Linked DNA regions of Homo sapiens: region 2 is linked to region 1. Evidence: read pairs that join two places in POLR2A ChIA-PET (ENCODE). Cell type or tissue: PC-3. All regions are shown on one strand. Each heading gives the region's core, and the rest is flanking DNA. Links, peaks and the distances in the headings are about the cores only.

Region 1 (11,794 bases), core at 4,917-7,416:
TGGGACGTTGTAAATTTTTTTTTTTTTTTTGAGATGGAATCTCACTCTGTTGCCCAGGCAGAAGTGCAGTGGTGTGATCTCGGCTCACTGCAACCTCCGTCCTGGGTTCAAATGATTCTCCTGTTTCAGCCTCCCCAGTAGCTGGGATTACAGGTGCACACCACCACACCTGGCTAATTTTTGCATTTACTTATTTATTTAGTTAGTTAGTTAATTTATTTTAGTGGAGATGGGGCTTCACCACATTGGCCGGGTTGGTCTCGAACTCCTGACCTCACGTGATCTGCCTGCCTTGGCCTCCCAAAGTGCTGGGATTACAGATGTGAGCCACCGCGCCCAGCCTAAATTTTTTTAAGGCTAATATTTATGTGTAATTCTAAGTAAAGTATCAAGTGACTGTTCCTCCTTATATTGTGTTACAAAGATCTTTTCAAATTAATTTAAAATTAGTTATAAAATAACTTTCTAATTTAGGGCAACACTCCTGTAGTCCATTTTTGTGCCCCACATCATGTATAGCACCTAAAAGAGTGCTAGCTCATGTAGGTGGCCAAAAAATGAGAGTGAAGATTCAAAAAAGAAATGTTGTTATTTAGGGTAAAAAAAAAGACAATCATCAATCAACAAACTAGGCTGGAATTACTAGATTTTATTTTTCCCCAGAACTCTTAAACTTCAGCTTCACCAAGTAACAGGCTGACTTTTGGAATAACAACTCTTTCCCAGGCTGTTGTTAACTCTTTCCAAGAGACAGAATTTATTAAAAAACATGGTTCCAGGATATTTCCACCCCAGAATTCTAAATCAGTCACAGAATCATACCTTCTTAGGTCTTGATTAGAATGAAACAATCTATAGACACACGTAACAGAATCAAAATATTATGTAATGTTTTTTGCCTTCTCTTGCTCAATACACTTCCCTCTTTTCCCCCAAAGAGTTTGTTACTCAAAGATAGATAGATATGTAAGTAAGTACAGTCAGCCCTCCATATCCATGGGTTCTGCATCCATGGCTTCAACCAACTGCCAATCAAAAATATTCAGAAAAAGAAAAATTCCACAAAGTTCCAAAAAAGCAAAACTTGAATTTACTGAACACCAAGCACTATGTTGAATCCATGCAAATGAAGTGATGTGTAGGTATTTTATTAGGTATAAGTAATCATCTTCAGATGATTTAAAGTACACAGGAGGATGTATGTAGGTTATATGCAAATACCATATAACCCATTCTCTATAATGGGACTTGAGCACCCATGGATTCTGATATCAAGTTGGGTTCCTGGAACCAATCCCCCATGGATACCAAGGGATGACTGTATTGCCCTTTTCAAGAAAGCATCTATCAGCTCTCATTCGTGACTCACTCAGAATAAGGAATTCCTTATTCAAAAAACAATGTAAGTATTCCGAGCTAACTGTTCTCAGCCATGAACAAATTAAACTTGGCCAGGTGTGGTGGCTCATGCCTGTAATCTCGGCACTGTGGAAGTCAAGGTGGGAGGACTGCTTAAGCCCAGGAGTTTGAGACCAGGCTGAGCAACCAATGAGACCCCCTCCCCGGCCAAAAAAAAAAAAAAAAAGCCAGTCCCAGCTACTTGGGAGGCTAAGGTGGGAAGATTGCTTGAGGCCCGGGAGAACAGGGATTCAGTGAGCTGTGATTGCACTACTGCCCTCCAGCTTGTGCAACAGAGCAAGACCCTGTCTTAAGAAAACAAATTAAACTTATTTTACTCTATATTTGACTTTGCTTTAATCAATATCTTCTATTTGCAAAAGCCAAACCCTATTTTTAAAACTCCTTACAATTTCCATTATGACTTGGAAAGGAAGATGGAGGGAATGGGGAAGAGTTGGCTTGTTTTGTGGAAGGAGATTCTGAAAAGGGCAGTTATTTACTTTGAAGTCATAAAGTAGAAAAACAAATGTTCTTTTTTTTGATAATGAAAACCCTTGTAGGTAAAGACCAGAAAATTCTGGTCCTGAAATTATAACATATTACAATATTGTTTTTAATATATGCAGAATTTATATTACTTTTTAATTTCTTTTCCCTGAGATTGGGTTCACAGTTTGGTAGAAATACTTTAAAGAGGTAGTTAGCAGGGGTGAAGAGGAAACAATGTTTATACTAACAGCACCTGGAAAAATAAGTAACAACTGTCATTTTGATCTCAGCATCTACCTCTCCCCCTTGAATCTGCAAATGCTATAGAAGGAGATGATCATTTTCCTTTTTATTCTTATCTGCCTGGATTCTCTCTCCTATTAAATCCACCCCAGTATCACTAATCATAAAAATGAGTTGCCTTTCCAAAGATATGCTATAAAGCAAACCTTCAATATCAGGTTGTTTAGATTTAGAAGAGAAAGGCTCAAGTAAGTTCACTTTTATTCATACAGTCATTAGAGAAAATGAGCAAAATTTCCAGTAACCCCAACCACTGCCTTTTCTCCCTGGACCTAGTAAATTCCTATCAACTCTTTAGTTGACTCTAAGAACTGGGCTCTATGAGATCCTGACAGCTAAAACACAGGTACAGAGGAGCCTGCATAAACGTTTTGGTCCAGGTCTTGGCCTCCAGTCTTATGATGGGCTGGTAGAATATTGCTTCATCAGATGCTTGTGACAGGGATTGCAAACTCGCTCAAGCTTGATACTTGAAGGAAGAGGCAGTTCATTTGTTGAACAGGCATCACAGAAGGTTCCGCTGCAGTTCTTACACACATTCTATGAGAAGAGGAGGTTAGGCGGGGAATAGAAGATGAGCAAGGCATAAGGATTCATGGGATATAAAAAGCCAAATATGGCAAATGCTCAATGCCTAATCAAACAATGACTGAATGTTTACTATGTGCCAGGTAGTATCTGAACACAGGCCCAATCTACAAAAAAGTTCACCGTCTAGTTTTTAGATTTAAATGAAAAGAAGCAGTGCCATAGAGTTAAAAATAAAAACAGGTAACATACAAGTCACTTATCTTTAGAATATCCTTCACACATCTGTTCCCCATACTCACTTTGAGGTAGGTTAGTTTTAAAATTAGTTTGCAAGTACCTGCGCATACTCCAAATAAGGCAGTGAAAGAGCAATGGATTGAGTGAACAGGCTAAGATTTAAAAATGTCCAGAGTATGAACTGAAAGTATAATTCCTAATAAATACACTGATGTGCTTTATGCTTTCCTGTGGTCTCTGGTGCTCTGTAAGCACATCCACTGGGTTATCAATGCAGCAGGAGCACAGCTTCCTGCATCTTGTTCATAGGGAAATTATTTTGTTTTCCTAAATGTTTTGCATCTTTAATGGTCAAGCACAGAGAGCAAGAAGTCACTATAGCAATGTCAGCAGTAAGGCTGTGATAGGGTGGTATACACAAAGCTCCAAGGGTCCTATATAAAAAGCTGTAAAGAATAATTTCTCCCATGAAGTGCTACCTTCATCCCAAATAATTCATCTTCCTGAGGTTGAGAGGAGTAGGGGGTTGCTTTTATCTGAAAGCCTAAGAAGAATTTTTGTCTGACATACAGAAGCTAATATTGCATGGCTTAGAAGAGGAAAGCCAGAATTAACAGTTTGTTCTACTTTGTAACATATTTCTATAATTGTAACTTCCAGTTCTATAAGGGCAGTTCATTTGTTATCTGATTCTGTGAATTTAAGACTAGGTCATATTATAATTTATTAAAATTTTGCATGATCACAGATGGTGCTATGCAGGTTGTGATCCAGAATTTGAGCCTGTTTCCTGTATCTCTTCCAAGCATGTGTTTCATACACTCATTTGTACATAACTTTTCTTGAGGATCTACTATGGATTGGGTACCATATTAGATGCTGGGGGATTCTGTGAACAAGACACAGTTCCAGCTATCAAGGGCACTCATTCTTTCTGAATACTTCCTTAACTCTGCCTACTCTAGGATAACAAACTGGGAAGATGCTCAGGCAGGCACCCTTGAGGATCGGGTGGAAAACAAGTGGTCTAGCAGGGAGAGCTCATATCCTGTTCTGAGCAGGATAAAGTGCTGAAAGGACTGTGGACTTTGGAGCGAAAGCTAGGTTGGAAGCTGGGCTTCATCACTTATGACTTAATTTTGGGAAATGTAGTTAGCATTAGATGTTCAACGTTCTTCATCTATAAAATGACAGCTATGAAGGACATAAGCTTGACAAGAACAGAGACTTGGTCTACTTTGTTCATTACTCTTTCTCCAGCACATTCTACACAGCAGGCACTCAATATTTACTTATACATTTCTATCTGCTTATTTGCTTTATTACATAATTATTTTTGTTTGTTTATTTATTTACTTATTTTTAGACAGAGTCTCGCTCTGTTGCCCAGGCTGGAGTGCAATGGTGTGATCTTGGCTCACTGCAACCTCCGCCTCCCGGGTTCAAGCGATTCTCCTGCCTCAGCAACCTGAGTAGCTGGGATTACAGGCCACCACGCCCGGCTATTTTTTTTTTTTTTTTTTTTTGTATTTTTAGTACAGACGGGGTTTTACCATGTTGATCAGGCTGGTCTTGAACTCCTGACCTTGTGATCGGCCCGCCTCGGCCTCCCAAAATGCTGGGATTACAGGCGTGAGTCACCGCGCCTGGCTATTTATGTTTATTTTAATGGGAATTTTCTGACATGAATTATTATGACTGAAAAAACAGGTACCCAGTAAATGCTTGCCCCTTTTGCTTTTCACCCCACTCCCAGCACTCTGCATGCACTCTGCACTCTATGCGGGAAAGTCCCTGTTACTCCTGGGGAGGGACTGGGGGCTGCTGTAGACATCCCTATGAAAAGCCTGTCCGTTTCTCATCACAGTTACCTTTGTTAGGCTGCCGTCTTCCTGGCATAGCTGACACAACTGTGGCTTTTCAGAGAGCAGCAGCTGATCCTAAACCACACAGGGAGCTGGTTAGTTTTTCTTAGTGCCAGAAATATTAGTACTTTCAGAATATGCATTTTTTACCTACAATATTAATATAATCACACTATAGACTATCTGGAAACTAAACCAATTATAAATAGGTAGTCCTACCACCATAATACAACTCGGATAATCCTATCATTATGCTTCCAGCTCTTAATTTTTATAATAACATGATTTCTAAAAAGAAAATTCAAACACATGCAAGTATAGAGTAAAAAGTTTTAACACTATCCCATTCCTCTTGTTCACTCTACCATCAAGAATGGAAAGCACTGGGGACTGGGCCTGGTGGCTCACGCCTGTAATGCCAGCACTTTGGGAGGCCAAGGCAGGTAGATCACTTGAGGTCAGGAGTTCAAGACCAGCCTGGCCAACATGGCAAAACTCCATCTCTACCAAAAATATATATATTAAAAAAAAAAAAAGTTGGACATGGTGGTGGGCGCCTGTAATCCCAGCTACTCGGGAGGCTGAGGCAGGGGAATCACTTGAACCTGGGAGGCGGAGGTTGCAGTGAGCTGAGATTGTGCCACAACACTCCACCCTGGGTGACAGAGTGAGACTCTGTCTCAAAAAAAAAAGGAAAAAAAGAATGGCAAGCATAGGGCATGGAAGCTCACACCTGTAATCCCAGCACTTTGGGAGGCCAAGGCGGGAAGATCACTTGAGCCCAGGAGTTTGAGACCAGCCTGGGCAACACGGTGAAACCTAATCTCTGCAGCCCTAGCTACTCGGGAGGCAGAAGTGGGAGGACTGCCTAAGCTCGGGAAGTTGAGGCTTCAGTGAGCTGAGATCGTCCACTGCACCCCAGCTTGGGCAATGTGAGTAAGACCTTATCTCCATTTAAAAAAAAAAAAAGGAAAGCAGTAGGACTTATTTTATTTTATAACCTAAGAGGTAAATGACAGGGTGACTCAGACACAGTAGCATTCACTGTCTTTCTCATGGGCTTATCATATACTATTAGATTAACAAAGTGTTTTACAATCATTTATGTTAGCTTATTTCTAAGTGATCAAAACATCTTTTTTCTCTCCATTTTATGTAAGGAAAAACTAGAGGAAAGGGACATAAAGTGAGCTCTCCTAGATCTTATGTCAGGGATAATTTAAAATAGGTGAGAACTGATGTTTACTTAGTAAACTGCTCAAAGCTGTGCTACTTCCTGTGTGAGCTTCAGGCAATACATATTTGTTCAGGGTATTGTTAGAAGGATGGCACACTGTATTCACTCATCTTCCGCCCATGCTACCTTATTTGCTGGCTAGGCACGGTACAACCAACTTCATAATTCATACAAGATGTTTTGAAACAGGAGGCTCTGTTACCTGTTCATCCATAGGGTGGGGTTGCAGCCTACAATGGAGAAGTAAAAAATTGTGACAAATAGGAACTTCATGTATTTTCATTTATATCATTTCAATAAAAAGCTCAGAATACAAACATTTTTTTCAAACAAGAAATACTGTAGGTCTTTTATATTACTTAGAACAACATAATTATTAATTTTGACCTCCAAGGAGAGGAAACTTTGCTTCTTAAAATGAATCACTAGAATCTGACCCTTGACTTATTATATAAGGGTTCCCATTTAAAAATAGATTTGAAGTTATATTTTACATTCCTTTTTGCTATCAAAATAGTTAGCATTTATGTTTCCCAATGTGTAAAACTCCAATGGTTCACTGGCCATATATTTTAGTAGCTTTTTTTCTATTTGATATTATGGAAATCTATCCATTATCCATTATCACATGTTGTGTATCAGTCCCAAATATTCTTAAGATGTGAGCTTTAGCAAATTAACCCAAGAAGGGGAAATGAATGAGACTGTCACCAGAAAACCCATTCAGGTTGAAATATTTCTTCATGAGGGACTAAGCTGAGCTAACTCCGATGTTCCAGCATGGACTAGAGCCTAAATGAGAGGTGAAGCAAAGCCCGCTCTCGGTTACAGGGAAAATGCACTACAGATTGCAATGGTTCTTATTCTTTTCACTTGAGTAGCAGTGTGACCACCAGACATACACCATGGGGTGACCAGGTTTTCCGATGTTCCTTGCCATCATAATCCCAGGAAGCCTGGTATGTCTAACGATTGCAGCTATGGCCAGAATAAGTCCTGGAAGTTGCTAATAGGTAGTGCAGAGCCAAAGGACTTAAAAACAGTAGACATGATAAACAGAGGCAACTTGGATAAGTCACCCAGCCTCTCTGCTTCTCAGTTTTCTCATCTGTAAAGTTGCATTAGGTACTTTTGTAAGGAATACTGAATCATAAGGAGATAATAAATGTGAAACAAATTCTAAGTTGCAGAGCACAATTCAGATATAAGGAAGCACTGTTCCATATTCTCAGGACCTAAATCAGAAGTTGGCATTTAAGACACTCCTGGTTGCTCAAGTAAATGATTTGATTTTAGTTTGGAACGAGGCTGACCCTGAAAGGCACCTGGAAGCCCAGGTTAATTTTATGGCCCTTCTAGTTCCCTTCTCTTTGCTTATGCCATTCTGTAATGTGAGATGGGTGATAGTTTAAAGTTAGCTCTGGATCAAACCATGCTCTTTGGGAGCAAGGCCAGAAAGGGACATTTAGGCCAAGCACCTGCATAATTAGCTTACTATTGGACTGTGTGTTTTCTCTTCTCCAGCAGCTACTTTTGCTCCAGATGACACACTACCTCATTCTTAAGGTGACGAAGCCTGGCTAGGGACAGCTGTATAGTTCTCTCAAAACCTCACTGTGGTATCATTCCTCATCACTAACCTCTTCCTCCACCTTTTAAAGTAGACCTTTATGTTTAGAGCAGTTAGGTTCACAGTCAAATTGAGTAGAAAGTACAGAGACTTCCCACATGCTTCCTGCCCCATCCCTGGCCTCTTTGTCAACATGCTGCACCAGAGTGGTACATTTGTTACAACTGATGAGCCTACACTGACACAACATCATCACCCAGAGTCTATAGTTTACATTAAGGTTCACTCTTGGTGGTGTCTAGTCTATAGTGTGGTCAAATGTATAATGACATGTATCCACCATCATAGTATCATACAGAGTAGTCCACTGCCCTAAAAATCCTCTGTGCTCCACCGGTTCGTTCCTTCCTTCTCTTACCACTGGCAACCACTGATTTTTTTTTTTTTTTTTTGTCTCCATAGTTTTGTCTTTTCCAGAATGTCATGTAACTGGACCTCCTTCACTTTTTAATGCAGTGGCACTATGTAATATTTAATTATATTTCTAACCTGCTAAAATAACTATAAAAAGTCAGCTTCCTTGAAACTATCCTATGCTCTTCATCATGAGCAAATCAGACAGAGTTAGGATAAAGGAATGAAGTTAAGCTGTTTGAGATTCTCAAGATAAAGGAAAAATGAGAGATGAGACATAAGAGAAATCAGAGTACTTATTTGAACTTTTTTTTTTATTTGAGACAGAGTCTCACTGTATTGCCCAGGCTGGAGTGCAGTGGCGCTATCTTGGCTCACTGCAACCTCTGCCTCCTGAGTTCAAGTGATTCTCCTGCCTCGGCCTCCCAAGTAGTTGGGATTACAGGCAGGTACCACCAGACCCGACTAATTTTGTATCGTTAGTAGAGACCGGGTTTCACCATGTTGGCAGGCTGGTCTCGAACTTCTAATCTCAGGTGATCCACCTGCCTCGGCCTCCCAAAGTACTGGGATTACAGGCGTGAGCCACTGCGCCCAGCCACTTATTTGAAATTTAGCACAGAGGTAGAAACAAGTCATACTCAAATATATTTAAGAAGTTAAGAAATGCTATGTATGACTTATACTTTATTTTCCTGGGATACCAATTCAGTAAAGGTGGGAAATAACCTCTTAAGTGATAATCTGAGCTTGGGAATTAATCAGGGAAGAGAGGACAGCCTGATCATCCTTCTTTCCTCTGAAATGGCCTAATGGGTTTGGTTTAATACATGTTATACGTTTTATTATTAACTTCCACTTCAAATGTCTTCCTGGCATATTAATATTATAAGTCAGTGTCTGGTCGGTGTCAATGCCAATGTATATAAAGAACTCCCTCCTTCCCACCACCCCAGAATAACTTTACATCTTAGTTAATACTTGATTAACAAACACCTGTGGCTTTCTTCCAGGGGCTTTTTTAGTTTAACATTTTCCTCTTGCATTTTGTGCTTCCCATCCTGCCAAAAGAAAACAGCCCAATTTATTAATTATTCAGAATGCTAAATAATGATATTGCAAATATTTTCTTCTGCAATGCCTTAGTTTGGGTATAAAGCTAAGTAGCTTTTTTTATTAGGGAAGGGATCTAACTTTCAAGCTATGTTTCCTCATTCTTTGCTCTAAGTAGTTTCTTAATTATTCTGACAGTTTGTGACAAATGATTTTCAAAGTAATATTTTAATTCTTGAGATTCAAATAAAATTCAGAATGTATTCTACTTACTTGCAAAGTTGGCTCCAGATATCAGTTACTTCTTAGGGGAAGTATAATTTTTTTTTTCTTTTCCCCAGACTGAGCTCTGAAAAACTGGTAAAACCAAGGATGGCCATATACAGCAGACTATAATCCTCTGGACGTTCAATCAAGTTGATGCCCCAGTGCCACAATATTTTTCTTTCTTTTTGGAGACAGAGTCTCGCTCTGTCGCCCAGGCTGGAGTGCACTGGTGCCATCTCGTCTCACTGCAGCCTCTGCCTCCCGGGTTCAAGCGATTCTTGTGTCTCAGCCTCCTGAGTAGCTGGGATTATAGGCGTGCATCACCGTGCCTGGCTTATTTTTGTATTTTTACTAGAGACGAGGTTTCACCATGTTGGCCAGGCTGGTCTCGAACTCTTCACCTTAAGTGATCCACTTGGATTCAAGTGATTCTTGTGCCTCAGCCTCCAGAGTAGCTGGGATTACAGGCACACGCCACCATGCCCAGCTAATTTTTGTATTTTTAGTAGAGATGGGGTTTCACCACGTTGGCCAGGCTGGTCTCGAAGTCCTGACCTCAAATTATCCACCCGTCTCGGCCTCCCAAAGTGCTGGGAGTACAGGCGTGAGCCATCGCACCCGGCCCAGTGCCACCATCTCTATAGCCTGTTCAACTCAAGGAATTTTCTACTTGGCAGGACAGATGTAAAGTTTCAAACTGCATTTCTTTTTTCTTTTCTCTTTTTTTTTTTTTTTTTGAGACGGAGTCTTGCTCTGTCGCCCAGGCTGGAGTGCAGTGGCATGATCTCGGCTCACTGCAGCCTCTGCCTCCTGGTTTCAAGCGAGTCTCCTGCCTCAGCCCCTGAGTAGCTGGGATTACAGGCGCCCACCATTGATGGCTAATTTTTGTATTTTAGTAGAGACAGGGTTTCACCATGTTGGCCAGGATGGTCTTGAACTCCCGACCCAGGTAGTCTGCCCACCTTGGCCTCCCAAAGTGCTGGGATTACAGGCGTAAGCCACCACGCCCAGCCTCAAACTGCATTTCTACCAATACTCTTAAGCCCTGCCTGGGCAAATTTTGTTTGTTTGTTTTGGAGACAGACTCTCACTCTGGCACCCAGGCTGGAGTGCTGTGGTACGATCTTGGCTCGCTGCAACCTCTGCCTCCTGGTTTCATGCAACCTCTGCCTCCTGGTTTCAAGCGATTCTCTGGCCTCAGCATCAGGAGTAGCTGGGATTATAGGTGCACGCAGCAAGGCCCAGATACTTTTTTGTATTTTAGTAGAGATGGGGTTTCACCATGTTGCCCAGGCTTGTCTCAAACTCCTGGGCTCAGGCAATCCACCCGCCTTGGCCTCACAAAGTTCAGGCATGAGCCACTGTGCCTGGCAAGGTGCTGGGCAGTTCTAAGGGCTACATTTTTTTCTGAGGCACACACAACCACTGCTGCTTGCCTTCGACTGCTGCCCGCCTTCGACTGCTGCCCATGTGCATCCAAAAGTGGAATGTGTTTTCTTTTTGTTTGTTTTTTGAGACAAGGTCTCATGCTATTGCCCAGGCTGGAGTGCAGTGGCATGATCACAGCTCACTGCAGCCTCAACCTCCTGGGCTCAAGTGATCCTCCTACCTCAGCCTCCTGAGCAGCTGGGACTATAGGCACGAGCCACCACACCGAGATAATTTTTAAATTTTTTTGTAGAGATGAGGTCTTCCTATGTTGCCCAGGCTAGTCTCTTACTCCTGGGATCAAGCAATCTTCATGCCAACGGCCTCCCAAAGTGTTAGGATTACAGGTGTGAGCCACCCAGCTGAGATGTGTGTTCTTACACCACTCAAGAATCAAGGAAGAGAGGTCAATACTTATCCTCCTGGAAATGCCACTGCAGGCAACAACTGAAGACTGAAAAACTTAAAACCTCATTGGAAAAATAGGGTGAGGTAGGCCAAGATTTTAAGTAAACTTTTGTAAGCCTTTTAGATTTTATGTTCACTAAACTAAAATAATAAAGATAGCATGCTACACAGAGTGTTTTTTTTTATTATTTTTTTATTTTTTTGAGATGGAGTCTTGATCTGTCACCCAGGCTGGAGTGCAGTGGCTCAGTCTTGGCTCACTGCAACCTCCGCCTCCCGGGTTCAACCAATTCTCCTGCCTCAGCCTCCCGAGTAGCTGGGATTATAGGAGACTACCACCATGCCCGGCTTATTTTTGTATTTTTAGTAGAGACAGGGTTTCACCATGTTGTCCAGGCTGGTCTTGAACTCTTGACCTCATGATCTGCCCACCTTGGCCTCCCAAAGTGCTGGGATTACAGGTGTGAGCCACCGTGCCTGGCCTAGAGTGGTTCTTTGTACACTTTAAATTATTAGTAGTGGTACTATTTAATAAATTTCCACATACCATTGTTTTCTATTTGCCAGTAAATTAGCAGCTCACTCTCTAGA
Region 2 (11,794 bases), core at 5,411-7,910, 62 kb before region 1:
ACCATGTCCATCCTCAATTTTTAAAATTCTAGGCATTATTCTAAGTCCTTTGCAGGTAGTAATTCATTTTATCTTCATAACAACGCTATGATGTTGAGATAGGTATTGTTACTTTTCCTTTTTTATGAATGCAGAACTTGGAGCAAAGATTTTTCTCTGTAATAGGAATGCTCTTCTCCCAGATATCTGCAAGGCTATTTCCTCATTTCCTTGAAAGTTTTGTTCAATACTACCTTCTTATTGATGCCTACCCTACTGTTACAAATTGAAATTCACCCCTTTTCCCAGTTCTTATCTGCCTTTCCTCGCTCTATTATTTTTTTCACTATAGCACTTATCACCTTCTGTAGTGGCTTTGTAATGTGCCTACTTGGCTAGGCTGAACTACATTTCCCAGAATTATCTTCCCTGTACATTCTCAAAGTGGGCCACAGAGACATTTTGCATGAGATGTGGAAAGCAGAAAGGGAGCAGCAACATATTGTCTTCACTCTCAGAAGGTCAGTGCAGGCTGGGCACAGTGGCTCACATCTGTAATCCCAGCACTTTGGGAGGCCGAGGAGGACAGATCACTTGAGGTCAGGAGTTCGAGACCAATCTGACCAACACGGTGAAACCCTGTCTCTACTAAAATACAAAAATTAGCCAGGCATGGTGGTGGACGCCTAGTAATCACAGCTATTCAGGAGGCAGAGGCCCTAGAATAGCTTGAACTTGGAAAGCAGAGGTTGCAGTGAGCCAAGATGGCGCCACTGCACTCCAGCCTCGGCGACAGAGTGACACTGACTCAAAAAAAAAAAAAAAAAAAGAGATCAGTGCAGAGGCACCAAGTGTCGTTGCACATTACACATGTGTTATTTATCTGCTGGCTTATCTCCTTGATGTGGGACAGAAGCTGCTGTAGCTCCCCACTGCCCACTTCAGCTTCTCTGCCTCCTGGGCCAGGTTCATGTTTAGCCTCATAACGAGGGGTGCCAGCTTCTGCAGGATACCCACATCATCACAGTCGGAGGTTGTGAGACTGAACAACAGGTGGATTCCAGCTTGTGTTTGTGAATTCCAATTTTTTGTTGCTAGAGCAAATCACAACTAAGCCCCCTATTTAGAATGATTCTCTAGGGGACAGATTTATTACGTTGGACCACCCCCATCACGGAAGGGGCAGCACTTTGTTCTCACTGGAACAGATACTCTTTATAGGGATTTTCTCTCCCTGCACGTAGAGGTTATGCCAAAACCACCATCCACAAATTTACGGAGTGACTTATCCACAATCATGGTATTCCATATAGCATCACTTCTGATGCAGGAAGTCTTTTTGTTTGTTTGTTTTGTTTTTTGTTTTGAGACACAGTCTTACTCTGTCACCTAGGCTGCAATGCAGTGGCGGCATCTTGGCTCACTGCAACCTCCACCTCCCAGGTTCAAGTGATTCTCCTGCCTCAGCCTCCCGAGTAGCTGGGATTACAGGCACACATCACCATGCCTGGCTAATTTTTTGTATTTTTAGTAGAGACAGGGTTTCACCATGTTGGCCAGGCTAGTCTCGAACTCCTGACCTCAAGTGATCTGCCCACCTTGGCCTCCCAAAGTGCTGGGATTACAGGTGTGAGCCACCGTACCCAGCCTAGGAAGTTTTTGCATAGAAATGAAATACAGCAATGGAACTATGCTTATATTAATAAAATTCACCAGTCTTACCCTGTCACCCTCATCCTAAAGCCACTGGCCTGATGGAAAGGTGGAATGGCTTTTTGAAGACTCATTTATGGCACCAGCTAAGTGTCATATGGCATACATTGTGAGGCCTAGACAATGTCCTCCAGGATGTAGTATATGCTCTAAATCAGAAAATAACATAGGTCAGATGCAGTGGTTCATGCCTGTAATCCCAACACTTTGAGAGGCCAAGGTGGGAGGATCACTTGTGGCTAGGAGTTTGAGACCAGCCTAGGCAACATAGCAAAACCCTGTTTCTAAAAAAAAAAAAAAAAAATTAATAATAAATAAATAAATAAATAAATAAAAGGAAAAGAAAATAACATAGATGGTGCTCTTTCTTCTACAGCCAGGATTCATGGGTCTGGGAATTAAGGTGGTGGTGAGTTTGGACATGGCTCCTTTCATTATTATTCTTAATGATCTACTAGGAAACTTTTTTTGCCTCCTATCCCTGAGAATTTGAGATCTGCTAGCTTGGAGGACTTAGTTCCCAAAGTAGGATGCTTCCACTAGAGGACATAGCAATTGTTCCACTAAACTGAAAGTTGAGACTGCCACATGGTCACTTTGGGCTCATCATGCCAATGAATCAACAGACAAAATAGAAGGTAACTGTTCTGACTACCTAGAGTGATTGGTTCTGATCACCAGGGGAAAACTGGGTTGCTTCTACACAATGGGGATAAGGAAAAGTATGTCTGGAATGTGGGTGATCCCTGGAGTGCTGTTAATATCCCATGTCCTGTGATTAAAGTCAAGGGAGAAACCCTAACAACCCAATTCAGAGGGGACTGCTAATGATCCAGACCCTTCAGAAATGAAGATTTGGGATACCCCACCAGTCAAGGAACCATGACCAGATGAGGTGCTTGCTAAGGGCAAAGGGTCTATGGTATGGATAGTAATTATAAATATCTGCTATGACTAGGTGACCATAAGTAAAAATGAGGACCATAATAGTTATCAGTATTGTTTGTTTGTTTTGTTTTGAGACAGGGTCTTTCTCTGTTGCCCAGGCTGGAGTGCAGTGTTGTAATCTCAGCTCACTGGAACTTCTGCCTCCCAGTCTCAAGTTATCCTCCCACCTCAGCCTCCCAAGCAGCTGCGCCACCACATTCGGCTAGTTTTTTATATTTTTGGTAGAGACAGTGTTTCCCCATGTTGCCCAGGCTGGTCTCAAACTCCTGACCTCAAGCAGTCCACCTACCTCAGCCTCCCAAAATGCTGGGATTACAGGCGTGAGCCACTGTGCCTGGACTAGTTGTCAGATGAACTGAGAAACTGCTCTAGCTACATTAGTAATTACACAAACCTCTGAATGCTTTATAGAGTTTACCTATTACTGAAATTATTCTGGAATTTCCATTTCCAAACAAAATAAAAAAAAATTTATTTTATTGTGATGATTTCCAAACAAAAACAAAAATAATTTTTAAAGTTTACTTTTTTATTAGTTCAAGCACATTACATAATATTAAAATGAACCAACTAAATGTTGCCCACTAGAGATTTTGATTTAATATTTCACACATTCAAAATTAGCCCATCGGTCAGGAACAGTGGCTCATGCCTGTAATCTCAGCATTTTGGGAGGCCTAGGCAGGTGGATCGCTTAAGTCCGGGAATTTGAAACCAGCCTGGGCTACTTGGTGAAATCCCATCTCTATGAAAAGAAAAAAGCCAGGAGTGGTGTTGCGTGCCAGTAGTCCCAGCTATGTGGGAGGCTGAGGCAGGAGAATCTCTTGAACCCGGAATGTAGAGGTTGCAGTGAGTCGAGATCATGCCGTTGCCCTCCAGCCTGGGCAACAAGAGTGAAACTCTGTCTCACACACACACACACACACACACACACACACACACACACACACACACCAAAAAAAAAAAAAAAAAAAGCCAGGCACGGTGGCTCATGCCTGTAATCCCAGCACACTTTGGGAGACTGAGGGGGGCAGAGATCACAAGGTCAGGAGTTTAAGACCAGCCTGACCAACATGGAGAAACCCCGTCTCTACTAAAAATACAGAAATTAGCCGAGTGCGTTGGCATGCACCTGTAATCTCAGCTACACAGGAGGCTGAGGCAGGAGAATTGCTTGAACTCGGGAGGCGAAGGTTGCAATGAGCGGCGATTGCGCCACTGCACTCCAGCCTGGGCAACAGAGCGAGACTCCGTCTCAAAAAACACAAAACAAAACAAACAAGCAAACAAAAAACTAGCACATCCAGGCACAGCTGAGGCAGTGATTGTTTCCTGTTAGTATTGATAGCTCTTTGTAAATATCCTCAACACAATACTTATCACCTTATAGTCATTTGTTCACTGATATAGTTCCCAGGCTAGACTACAGTCTATAAAGGCATTTTGTTGTTGTTTTTGAGACAGAGTCTGGCTCTGCTGCCCAAGCTGGAGTGCAATGGCACGATCTGGGCACACTGCAACCTTCATCTCCCAGGTTCAAACAATTCTCCCACCTTAGCCTCCCAAGTAGCTGGGATTACAGGCACACACCACCATGCCAGATTAACTTTTGTAGTTTTTTTTTTTTTTAATAGAGGTGGGGTTTCACCATATTGCCAGGCTGGTCTCAAACTCCTGACGTCAAGTGATCTGCCTGCCTCAGCCTCCCAAAGTGCTAGGATTGCAGGTGTGAGCCACTGCACCCAGCCCATAAAGACATTTTTTTCTTTTTATATCAAGAGTTCAGCTAATGTCCAGGTCCTAGAAATACATTATCTGTGGAAAAAATAAGTTTTCATTATGTGTGGTTGTATAAATGAATGAACAGTGCATGTGTATAAATGAGTAATTCTAAAGTTACTAAAAACTGAGGACTGTAAGTAAACAGTCTTAGAGTCATTTAAGAAAGGTGTAGCGGCTGGGCGCGGTGGCTCACGCCTGTAATCCCAGCACTTTGGGAGGCTGAGGTGGGTGGATCATCTGAGGTCAGGAGCTCGAGACCAGCCTGGCCAACATGGAGAAACCCCATCTCTACTAAAGATACAAAAAAAATTAGCCAGGCATGGTGGCACATGCCTGTAATCCCAGATACTCGGGAGGCTGAGGCAGGAGAATTGCTTGAACCCAGGAGGCGGAGGTTGCGGCGAGCCAAGATTGCGCCACTGCACTCCAGACTGGGCAACAAGAGCGAAACTCCGCCTCAAAAAAAAAAAAAAGAAAAAAAAGAAAGGTGTAATGGCCAGGCACGGTGGCTCACGCCTGTAATCCCAGCACTTTGGGAGGCCGAGACTGGCGGATCACCTGAGGTCAGGAGTTCGAGACCAGCCTAGCCAACATGGTGAAACTCTGTCTCCACTAAAAATACAAAAAAAATTAGCCGAGCGTGGTAGTGGGTGCCTGTAATCCCAGCTACTCGGGAGGCTGAGGCAGGAGAATCGCTTGAACCAGGGAGGTGGAGGTTGTAGTGAGCCGAGATTATGCCATGGCGCTCCAGCCTGGGTGATGGAGTGAGAATCCACCTAAAAAAAAAAAAAGAAAGAAAAAAGAAAAAAAAGAAAGGTATAGAAAGGTATAATGAAAAGAATTTTGGAATTAAATTAAAGAGATGGGGATTTGAAAGCTGGGTTTGCAACTTATTATTTTTTTTTCTGAGACAGAGTTTTACTCTGTCACCCAGGCTGGAGTGCAGTGGTATGATCTCAGCTCACTGCAACCTCCACCTCCCAAGTTCAAGCAATCCTCTTGCCTCAGCCTCCCAAAATAGCTGGTCTTGAACTCCTGACCATAGGTGATCTGACCGCCTCGGCCTTGCAACTTATTATTAAGCATTAAGCACCTCACTTAAGAGTCTCAGAGGCTGGGCGTGGTGGCTCACACCTGTAATCCCAGCACTTTGGGAGGCTGAGGTGGGCGGATCACCTGAGGTCAGGAGTTCGAGACCAGCCTGGCCAACATGGTGAAACCCCGTCTCTACTAAAAATAGAAAAATTAGCCAGGCATGGTGGTGTGTGCCTGTAATACCAGCTACTCGGGAGGCTGAGGCAGGGAGAATTGCTGGAACCTGGGAGTTGGAGGTTGCAGTGAGCCGAGATTGCGCCACTGCACTCCAGCCTGGGCAACAGAGTGAGAATCCGTCTCAAAAAAAAAAAAAAAAACTCTCAGATCTCAAGTTCCTCTTTTGCAAAACGAGATAATACCTTGCAGTGTATATACATATATATATATATATATATAGTTTGTATATACTGTGTGTGTATATATACACACTGCAAGATATCTCATTTTGCAATATATATACATATATATATATTTTTTTTTTTTTTTGAGACAGGGTCTTACTTTGTTGCCCAAGCTGGAGTGCAGTGGCACAATGATGGCTCACTGCAGCCTTGATCTCCTGGGTTCGCATAATCCTCCCACCTCAGCTCCCTGAGTAGCTGGGAATACAGGCACAAGCCACCATGCCTGACTAATATTTAATTTTTTGTAGAGACAGGGGAGCAGGGGGTCTCGCTTGTTGCCAAAGCTGGCCTTGAACTCAAGCAATCCACCTGCCTTGGCCTCCCAAAGTGCTGGGATTGCAGGAATGAGCCACAACGCCCTACTTTATCTTGCAGTATTGTTATGAGGATTAGAGATCATTTACACAATCAACACAGTGCTGAGCTCAGAATAGGTGCTCTATTACTATTTACTACATGTATCCAGGAATAATTCAACTAAACAAGTCCTTATATATGAATTATGACAATTTCTCTATTCATTGAGTTTATTATAATTTATTTAGAAAACAGAAAGCAATGTATGACACTCTGGTTCATAGCTGGATTTTTTAAAAACTTAGGCTGTTCTTATAAACCTAGGGCAAGTCCCTCAAACTTTGAGTCTTGAGAAGTCCTCAACTATAAAATTATTAGCTCAATACCTGTCCTGTCTATATCACAGGATGGTTAGAAGAATCAAATATGCAAATGAATTTTGTAAATTGTAAAGTGCTAAACAAATCCTAATTGTTTTTATATCTTCAATCTGAGTGCTTCAACTATAATTATAAGAATATATATGTATTTTTTTGAGACGGAGTCTTGCTCTGTCACCCAGGCTGGAGTGCAGTGGCGTGACCTCAGCTCACTGCAACCTCCTGCTCCTGGGTTTAAGCAATTCCCCTGCCTCAGCCTCCAGAGTAGCTGGGACAATAGACGGCCAGCTAATTTTTTGTATTTTTAGTAGAGACGGGGTTTCACCATGTTAGCCAGGATGGTCTCGATCTCCTGACCTCATGATCTGCCTGCCCCAGCCTCCCCAAGTGCTGGGATGACAGATGTGAGCCACTGCGCCCGGCCAAGAATATTTTTTTAAATCACTGCATTATACCTTAATGCACTTTTGCTCCCTTGTCTATTTTCTATAGTTTAAAGTGAACTAAAACTTGCCACTTAATTCACAAAGCTATCACGAGGCCTGATGACCTAATGTTTATATAAATTTAAACATTTAGGGCACTGGGCATTTGCGTCAGAGTGACTTACCATCAGTCACTGTGGAACTTTGAAAGATCAATTAACCAATTATAATAGTAGGTAAAATAATTTTGTGTAAATAGTTACCATCTAACAAGGCTCCTTAATTTCTTTTATAAACTTTGAGAGGTCTGCTCTGAGTGGTATGCCAGGAGTAAAGTCTTATCCTAAGAGACATAGACATTCCAATTGCCAAGAAGTTTTTTTGTTTGTTTTGAGACAGAGTCTCACTCTGTCGCCCAGGCTGGAGTGCAGTGGCGCGATCTCGGCTCACTGCAACCTCCGCCGCCTGGGTTCAAGCGATTCTCCTGCCTCAGGCTACTGAGTGGCTGGGATTACAGGCATGCGCCATCATGCCCGGCTAAACTTTTTGTATTTTTAGTAGAGATGGGGTTTCACCATTGCCGACAAGTTTTAAAGGCAAACTGTTATGTGTTGTTCTGTACTCATTATCATAGTTCTGTTCATTGAAAACTCACTGTTGTTTAAGTAGACTTAAAAACTTTCACAACGTCAGTGACACATTTCAACAGGTACCTAATGTGTCACTGGCTTTTCCCATAACCTTTCCCTTAGAGACTTTAGGGCAAGAGCCGTTCATATGAACAAACTGTGATGGGCCTAGGCAGGATGGGAACATTGACTCTGTGTTTACGTGAGGTGGGGAAGTCATGTGGGGTTTTTTTGTTGTTGATGTTTGTTTCTTTTTATGTGGCTTCATAGTTAACAGTTTCTGAACTTAGCTGCACATCGAAATCACCCAGGAATCCACCCCAGACCTCTTGTGACAAATAATACAAGGAGGAATCCTAAAAACAGTATTTTGAACAAATTCCAGGTCCTTCTCATGTAATCAACCAAGGCTCTCTGTCTGTGGACTGCTGGGAATCTCTGGTTCACCCTGCCTTAGTGTTGCCTCCCTCTTCTCTATTTTTAGTGCTTTCTCCTTTGCTAGTGGTTCTGTATTTCCCACGGTCCCCAATGTCAGGACAAAATCTATCTGATATGTTGTTAACACCCTAGTGTGGCTTCATTTAATGTGCTATTTCTTCAGAAATGCTAATGGTGGGATTTGAGACTCTATGACAGCTTGGGGTGGGGGTGGTTGAGGGAGGAAAGGCTTTGCTTCCTGGTCCCACAAATGACATTACTTAGGGAATAGCTTCTTTTTACCTATCCATAAAGTCGGTCCTACATATGCATCATTATACAGAAATGCATTTCAGGAAGACAGCACGAAGGAAGTCAATGGAAAATCTGGATGGCATCTGGAATCTTAACTTGCAAGTCCCTATTAAACAAAATTTCCTAGTTTTCTTTTTTTCTTCTTCCTTTTTAAATTAGAGCATACGTGAGAAAGTTTTTTTTCAAGAATAGAGGATTTCTCTCACTGGAATTATTCAACACAGTCTGGATCCTAATTTAGCAGGGACATTTTAAAGAAGATTAAACATTGGATTTGAATTTTTAAATAATCCTTAATATTTTTTCTGTCCCAAAGACTTTATGGTCCTCTGACATAGCAAAAGTTATTTTTTTGATTAGGCATTTCTCCAGTTGATGACAAGTAGGAATAAAGCCTTTACTTTTGACACATGTCTGCTAGCTGCTTTAGTTTGACCTGTACCTGGGAGTTCCTGCCCAAGGCTACCATAAGACTTAGAAAAGACCCTTTTCAGGAGAGTAGGATTTCCATAGGAGTCCAAACAGCTCTTGAAATTGCTCTCTTGGCCCAGGCTCTGCTCTTTTGTCCTGTGAATTATTGCATTAGTTCCCTAATCAACTCTGGTCTCTTGTCTTCCTACAATCCCTCCTTCAAATTATTGCCAGAGTTAAATTTATTTGTTTATTTATTTTTCTTGAGATAGGTCTCACTCTGTCACTCAAGCTGGAGTGCAGTGGTGTGATCATAGCTCACTGTACCCCTGACCTCCTGGGCTCAATCAATCCTCCCACCTCAGCCTCCTTAGTAGCTGGAACTACAGGCATGTGCCACCACACCTGGCTAATTATTTCATTTTTTGTAGAGATTGGTCTTGCTATGTTGCCCAGACTGGTCTCAAATTCCTGGGCTCAAACGATCCTCCTGCCTCGGCCTGGCAAAGTGCTGGGATTGTAGGCAAGAGCCACCATGTTCAGCACAGAGTTGAATTTCTAAATTTAAATGTGTTTATGTTACCTTCCTATTTCAGTGGGCACCCTATCTTCTTCCAGATGCAGTTCAAGTTCCTTAAGATGCATTCACCCAGTGCACCCAAACCTTTTTAATGCTCTCATTTCCATCAGACTTTCCAAAATTCTCATTATGTTAGTATTCCTGCTATAAACCATCTGCAATTCCTTGAATTCTCCAAGTCTTCATGCCTCTGGGGTTTTGCAAAAACTGTTCCCTCTGCCTGGGACAGGAGTCCCTCCTTCATTTTGTTTCTTTATTGATTTCTTCAAGAACCAATTTTCAAGAACCAATCATTACGATATGGAGCCTGGTTTCAAATGTAGTGGGGAACCAATACTGTACTTATTAAATGTGGTACATAAGAAATAAGCACCTCCAAGATCTTTTCACAGTGATAATTCTCATTCCTCTGATATCCTTCAGATCAGTAGGGTATATTCTGCTCTAGACCCTAGGATATGCTTCAAGAGGCCTCTCAGAGCTTAACTTGCAGCTTAGTGTTTTCTTTTTCCACATAATTTTTTTTCTTTTTTTTTTTTTGAGACAGAGTTTCACTCTTGTCATCCAGGCTGTAATGCAATGGCTCAATCTTGGTTCACTGCAACTTCCATCTCCTGGGTTCAAGCGATTCTCATGCCTCAGCCTCCCAAGTAGCTGGGATTACAGGCACGTGCCACCACACCCAGCTAATTTTTGTATTTTTTGGTAGAGATGAAGTTTCACCACGTTGGCCAGGCTGGTCTCAAACTCCTGACCTCAGGTGATCTGCCCACCTCGGCCTTCCAAAGCACTAGGATTACAGGCGTGAGCCACCATGCCTGGCCTTTTCACAGAATTTTTTTCCAAAGAAAATTTATTTTCCCGGGAGTCAGCTGCCTTAAATCCTTTCAGAACCAAGACAGTTTAAAACAAATAAATATTCAGGTAGAATTGGAGTGGGAAAACATACAAATACAAATACCATTTCCTTTAAACAATATCTAAGAAAATAATAGTCACCACTTATTAGATTCCTCTATTTGGTAGATCTATGTGCTATATTTACCTATATTGCCTTTACTGCCTTATCACTTTCTGCATTTACAAAATCACCTTCCTATGTGCTCTACCAAATAGAGCTACTTGGTTCTTCCTATGTGTCAGGTAGCTCACTAGCTCCACCAAATACAAGCTGGTGAGATACCTAGCACATAGGAAGAAACTAATATCATCTCCATTTTTATAAGTTAGGAAAACAAAGCTCAGAGAGATAAATAGCTTGACCAATATCACCATATAGCTAGACAGTGACATAGCTAGGATTTTATCAAAGTGTCTGACTCTGAAGTCTTATGTTTTCCTAAGTCATGGTGTTAAAGAAGGGGAGAAATTATTCCAAATACCATAGCCAATTTACCTTTCCCTTCATGCCTTGTTTCTTTTCTTTTTTTTTTTTTGAGATGGAGTCTTGCTCTGTCACCCAGGCTGGAGTGCAGTGGCACAATCTCAGCTCACTGCAACCTCCGCCTCCTGGGTTCAAGCGATTCTTCTGCCTCAGCCTTTCGAATAGCTGGGACTACAGGTGCGTGCCACCATGCCCAGCTAATTTTTGTATTTTTAGTAGATACGGGGTTTCACCGTGTTGGCCAGGATGGTCTCCATTTGTTGACCTTGTGATCCGCCCGTCTTGGCCTCCCAAAGTGTTGGGATTACAGGCGTGAGCTACCGCACCCGGCCCCTTCATGCCTTTTTTCCTAATGTCCTTGTTTCCTGTGACACAGTCTCTCTTTGTCTATTGTGCTTCCTTTTCCTTTTGCTCTCAATTTAGGAACACACTGGCTTCCGAATATCCTTTCACAGTAGAAAACTTGTCAAAATCCCGAATACAGCAGAATTACCAAGTTTAAAAGTGATGAAACATGGCACAGATCATATCTGAAGGAATATGCAAGAAACCGGTAACAGTATCTTTGAGGAGAATGGGATAACTAGGGGACTGTTGTTAGAGACAAGCCATATCCTATGTGTATGTGCATGCATGCACATGCATGTACATGTATGCATATATAATTTTGCAGTTTCACTTTTTTCTTTTTATACTATGTTCATGTGTTACCTATTTAAAAGAGGTGATTAGGCCAGGTGCGGGGCTCATGCCTGTAATCCTAACACTTTGGGAGGCTTAGGAGGGCAGATTGCCTGAGCTCAGGAGTTCAAGACCAGCCTAGGCAACAAGGTGAAACTCCGTCTCTACTAAAATACAAAAAAGTAGCTGGGTGTGATGGTGCGGGCCTGTAATCCCAGCTACTAGAGAGGCTGAGGCATGAGAATCGCTTGAACGCGGGAGGCGGAGGTTGCAGTGAGCCAAGATCGCACCACTGCACTCCAGCTTGGGTGACACAGTAAGACTCTCTCTCAAAAAAAGAGAGAGGTGATTATT

Evidence for each region. Peaks named below come from ENCODE experiments on the same cell type or tissue, not always from the same donor. Only the 100,000 strongest peaks of a DNase experiment are listed, where the experiment ranks them.
Region 2: POLR2A ChIA-PET joins it to region 1 with 15 read pairs; 3 of 35 experiments call an interaction of 5 or more read pairs at or near these places.

What each region holds. Positions count from the first base shown.
Region 1 is chr4:70,797,455-70,809,248 of GRCh38, reverse strand. RUFY3 (RUN and FYVE domain containing 3) reads right to left here. Exons shown (of 18, transcript NM_001037442.4): 15 at 9,044-9,108; 16 at 6,266-6,293; 17 at 4,833-4,901; 18 at 630-2,733. The coding sequence ends at 2,590. Among named protein-coding and RNA genes, the nearest start is that of GRSF1, 37 kb to the left of the region's middle. In PC-3, for the core only: no CTCF peak of the experiment used is centred there; no DNase peak of the experiment used is centred there; H3K27ac peaks cover 451 bases.
Region 2 is chr4:70,859,592-70,871,385 of GRCh38, reverse strand. No RefSeq gene overlaps it. Among named protein-coding and RNA genes, the nearest start is that of GRSF1, 26 kb to the right of the region's middle. In PC-3, for the core only: no CTCF peak of the experiment used is centred there; no DNase peak of the experiment used is centred there.